Linked DNA regions of Homo sapiens: region 2 is linked to region 1. A link is a loop called in an ENCODE intact Hi-C map of the cell type or tissue named here. Cell type or tissue: PC-3. All regions are shown on one strand.

The links. Hi-C counts contacts between places; a loop is a spot of excess contacts. Peaks named below come from ENCODE experiments on the same cell type or tissue, not always from the same donor. Only the 100,000 strongest peaks of a DNase experiment are listed, where the experiment ranks them.
Region 2: a loop joins it to region 1, with 3 times the contacts of the local background. A loop is called at or near these places in 18 of 110 quality-filtered maps.

Annotation. Positions count from the first base shown.
Region 1 is chr17:57,514,275-57,516,774 of GRCh38, forward strand. The region is part of intron 6 of MSI2 (musashi RNA binding protein 2); the gene reads left to right. Among named protein-coding and RNA genes, the nearest start is that of MSI2-AS1, 93 kb to the right of the region's middle. In PC-3, a CTCF peak has its summit at 1,302; no DNase peak of the experiment used is centred here.
Region 2 is chr17:57,255,229-57,257,728 of GRCh38, forward strand. It overlaps MSI2 (musashi RNA binding protein 2), which reads left to right and starts at 1,295. Exons shown (of 14, transcript NM_138962.4): 1 at 1,295-1,576; 2 at 1,870-1,910; 3 at 2,238-2,319. The coding sequence starts at 1,515. It overlaps LOC101927510 (a long non-coding RNA gene), which reads right to left and starts at 1,768. Exons shown (of 3, transcript XR_007065860.1): 1 at 1,714-1,768. RefSeq lists a silencer at 850-1,479. In PC-3, no CTCF peak of the experiment used is centred here; a DNase peak (open chromatin) is centred at 1,213; H3K4me3 peaks cover 2,152 bases; H3K27ac peaks cover 428 bases.

The DNA.
Region 1 (2,500 bases):
AAGAATTAGGGTGCAGCAAATAGTACAGTTTTCAGCAAAGCACTGAAGACTTCATCAAGTTATAAAGTTAGCAAGTGGAGGGAAGACAGGGGTGGACCAGTGGGGTACAGCACAGGTGTGCTGTGGGCCTGTCATTCTTGTTTAATTTCCTTTTTCCCTGGTCCCAATTTGAATTGCCAAAATATGTTAGATTGCAGTGCATTATTTCATTTGCCTGCTTTGTAATTCCTCTTTACCTCAAACAGATGAAAACATGGCACTAAAGCAAATTGACAGCTCTTGAAATGAGAAAGATCTTTATCCTTCAGAGTGTTGATGTAGAAATAAATGAAAGAAAAACATACTTGTTGGGTCTTGAAGCAGCTTGAATTGATACTTTTTTTTTTTTTTTTTTTTTTAAGGGAAGATATGGGTTTTTCCCTCTCCGTTCTTTTTTCCCCCTTAGGGTGTTGTGTGGCTCAGGGATTAAGTAGGAGGGTTGGTTATTCTGTCAATACTCATTTACAAAGATCTGAGTCATGATTTGGGTGTAAGGAGTAGACCAAAAATTTCCAACCTCTCAGGGTCAACAGAAGGAATGCCGAGTCCTCAAGTTGACTTCCTTACCTCAAAAAATCTATCAGGCACCATGGGTACCCCACCCCAAACCACATATGGGCCAACTGAAATGTCAGGCCTGCTTGCCTTACACAGAGCACCCCGACACACCCCATCCCAGCCACTTCACGCTGCCAAAAAGCTCCAGTGATGATCAGGATGAATATTGATAAATGATTTTCCATACTTCAAAAGTAAGTAGTTTGGTGTATGAAAGATCTCAAAACATTTAAGGTCTGTGTTTCAAAAATTAAATGAAAGACAGGCCTAATGGCTCAAAATAGAAAGATTGGAAACCACTGGGTTTGATGCTCTTTTTTATCTGAGTCTATTTTGTTTTGTTTTGTTTTGAGACGGAGTCTCGCTCTGTTGCCCAGACTGGAGTGCAATGGCATGATCTCGGCTCGCCGCAACCTCCGCCTCCCGGGTTTAAGCAATTCTCCTGCCTCAACATCCCGAGTAGCTGGGATTACAGGCGCCTGTCACCATGCTGGGCTAATTTTTGTATTTTTTAGTGGAGATGGAGTTTTGCCATGTTGGCCAGGCTGGTCGTGAACTCCTGACCTCAGGTGATCCATTTGCCTCGGCCTCCCAAAGTGCTGGGATTACAGGTGTGAGCCACTGCACCTGGCCTTATCTGAATTCTTTTCTTTATCCTCCAAAATCTTCCTGAAACTCAACAGTACGCACTTATTGGACGCTTATTTTTGTATTAATCCCTCTAGTGGGCGCTAGGTAGGGAATGCAGAGCTGTATATGAAATTTCCTGAGGACTAGGGAGAGGAAGCGATGGGGGAGTGTGGACCACCAATTCATGTATTCATGTGACAGAATAAGATTTCAGAGTTGTGTATGCCAGCGCCAAATACAAGAAACAGATAAGGGATAGATATTTCTACTGTATGCCTACCTTATTTATGCCTACTTTATCCAAATCAACAGAAATGAGGGCATAGTTGTTTGTATTATAAACAGATCTGCCATGGGGTTTCTTGAAATCATGAGCCCCCTTGTGGTTTCTTTTTATTATTATTATACATTTTTATTTTAAAATAGTGTAGGACTCACAAGAAGTTGTAAAAATAGGACAAAGAGCTCTTGTGAACCCTTCATCCAGCTTCCCACAATGATAGTACTCCCATAACCACAGTACTTTGTTAAAGCCAGGAAACCAGTGTTGGTACCTTATCAGTTTTCATGTGTATTTGTGTGTAATTCTTTAAAATTGTACTACCTGGAGATTTGAGTAACTATCACTACAATCAGGATATATAATAGAACTGTTCCATCACCCCAACAAACTCCTTGTGTTTCTCCTTAATAGTTACACCCTGGCCCCACTCCTAACTCCTGGCAACCACTGATCTGTTCCTCATCACAATAATGTTGTCGTTTTGAGAATGTCACAGAAATGGAGTCATACAGTATGTAATACAGCCTTGATACTGACTTTTTCACTTGGTATGATCCCTCTGGTCAGTTGTGCACCAGTTGTGTACCAGCTGTATTCCATTGTAGGAATGGAATGGAATGGTTTGTTTGTCCATTCCCCCTGTGTTTCCAAAAGATGGTTTATTTGCATGCGACCCATTGCATCACAGTACATCAAGCCGGGTACACTTACAAAGTTAAACCTCACTCATCCGTACTGATTTCACAACTTTGTAGTTATCAATACAAAGTCTGTTATCCCATTATGCAGTCCTCATCCAACAGATATTTGTTGAGCATCTGTGCATGCCGGGGCTGGAATGCATTCTGGTAATAGCATAGGGTAGTCATTTGCCACAGGCCAAATGCTTTCCTGCGTGTTGTATCAATAGTTTCTACTTTTCAATGCTGGGGTGAAGGTTAACAGTGATCACGTGTTCCTTTTACACACAAGGAAGCTGAGCTGCTTTGG
Region 2 (2,500 bases), 260 kb before region 1:
AAATTGAAACCAGCCCGAATTTGGGCAGTCTGGAATCTGCCGGAGAAACTTTCATGCGATGCCTTTGGAAGGCTACAGACATTGTCTTTTTGGAGTTTTCAGTGCATGAAGGTATGAAACCGCATTTATTAAGCACCTACTGTATGCCAGAACCCGTGCTGCACAATACTACTGCTGCTAAGGTGGGAGTGATTCTGAAGCCTTCTGCCACCCTAGCTACCTCTGCAGGTCGTGAGGGGTCTTGGGCTATTTCAGTATCATGCACTTTACTATCCTGGCATACAAAGGCTGGGTGAGAAATAAAATATATAACGAACGGATTACACAGGGGTTTCCTGAAATAACCACCCTTCCCATCCATCCCAGAGACACCCCAAAAGTACTTCTCGTTATATACAAACATTTGCTTTGAACCTCAATCATGTGACCTTGACTCCTATAACCTATCTTATTACATTTTTAAAACACTGTATGATTAACGCGGAAACCCTTTCTTCGGCACTTTCTCGCCACTGGAATCGCGTCAGTTTCTCAAAGTTCCAAAATAACCTTTCCCGGGCACGGATTGGTACCTCTACTGGGGAAGGGCGGGGAACCGCGCAAGACGTGCCGGTGTGGAGCCAGAGCCAGAGAGAACTTCCAGCGCAAAAGGAAAATAAAACTTGTGGCTGGTGTTTGTGCAGGAGGGTCTCCGCCATCCTGAAGCCCCCCGATCCTGGGGCGTCTCGGGGGCCGCCAAAGGAGCGCCAGGGTGTGGGTTTGCTCCCGACGTCCTTGACCTAAATTTCTGAGCGGTGGCTGGAAACAGGGCACAGCGGAGGGCGGGCGGCTGGTGCCATTCCCGGATCTCGGCGGCAGGGGCCGGCAAACTTGAATGGAGAGGGCGAACTAGAGAGGGTGGGGGGCGTCTTCTCCCAGGTCCGGGTGAGGAGCCGCAGCAAGCTCCCCGCGCCTCCCCTCCCCCGATCCACCCGCCCCCCGCAGCCCATGTGATCCAGGGAAGTCGGGGTGCGCTCCCCCTCGCCCTGCGCCCTGCCGGCCCGGAGGCGGGGTCCCCTCCGCCCGCGGGGTTCGCGCGCCACCCTTGTGGGTCCGGCCGTGGGGGGCCGAGTGTGCGCGCGCGGGCAGGCGGGGGCCGCACGGGGGTGCGTGACGTCACCGGCATTGGTTACACGACGTTCTAGAACTCCGCCCCACGTGCGCCGGGGAGGAGGGGGAGGAGGAGGAGGAGATGGGGGTGGGGAGGAGGAGGGGGAGAGGTGGGGATGGGCCGGGGGGGCGGGGACGGGGGGGTGTGCGAGGCAGCGGGGCTGAGCTAAGCCGAGCCCACGTGTGACGGCTCTCGCCGCTGCCCCGGCTCCGCCGCTCGCAGAGAGATTCGGAGGAGCCCGGGCGGGGGGGAGGAGGAGGGGGAGGAGGGAGCGGAGATCTCGGGGCTCGGAGCCGGCCGCCGCTCCGCTCCGATCGCTGTGGGGCTTGGTTTTTTGGGGGTGGGGGGGCGGGGGGGCTCAGATATGGAGGCAAATGGGAGCCAAGGCACCTCGGGCAGCGCCAACGACTCCCAGCACGACCCCGGGTAAGTTTCCAGCCGCTGCCCACCGCGCCGCCTTGGGCTCGCTCTCCTTGCAGCGGCGGGGACGGCGGTGCGCGGAGCCGGGCATCTCCCGCGCCCCCCCGCCTCTCCCGCGCGCCCCCCCCGTGGAAGTTACACACCTTTGGATTGCATTTCGCCGTCACCTTCTCCCCCACCCCACCTCCCGGCTCTCGCTCGCTCGCTCCCCCCCGCTTTCCTTTTAGCTTTTGTAAGTTACACGTCAAAATGGCCGATCTGACATCGGTGCTCACTTCTGTTATGTTTTCTCCCTCTAGTAAAATGTTTATCGGTGGACTGAGCTGGCAGACCTCACCAGGTAAGGGAGGGAGGGGGGGACGCCTGGGTCCCCCCCTTCTTGGCTTCTTTATTGCTCTTTGTTATCCCGGTGTAGGAGCCCCCCCCCCCCCGCCATTGGCTCCCCACTTCTCCTGTGCAAGGTTATTTTTTTTAAATAGCAAATCCTTTCTGAGCCCTCTATGCGACCTCTGTTGCCGAATTTCCCCCGCGTGTGCAAAAAATGCAAAAACAAAACAGAATAACAACAGAAAACTACTTTTGGATTTTGTCCTTGATCAAAATTTGCATTGCTTTTTTTTTCCACACCTTCTCTCCCCCCCCCATCTCTCTCTTTCTCTCTCTACAGATAGCCTTAGAGACTATTTTAGCAAATTTGGAGAAATTAGAGAATGTATGGTCATGAGAGATCCCACTACGAAACGCTCCAGGTAAACCATTCCCTTCTGGATTTTGTCTTTATTTTAGAACAAAGTTTAAGTTTTATTTTTGGAGGTGTCTTCGGAAGTAGCTAAGCGGATTAGAATGGGGCTCAGGCGCGTGGCTGATCTCGAACGGCGCTCTATACCACCCCCACCGCCCCCTAGTAACCCCAGAGGTTATTGTTAATTG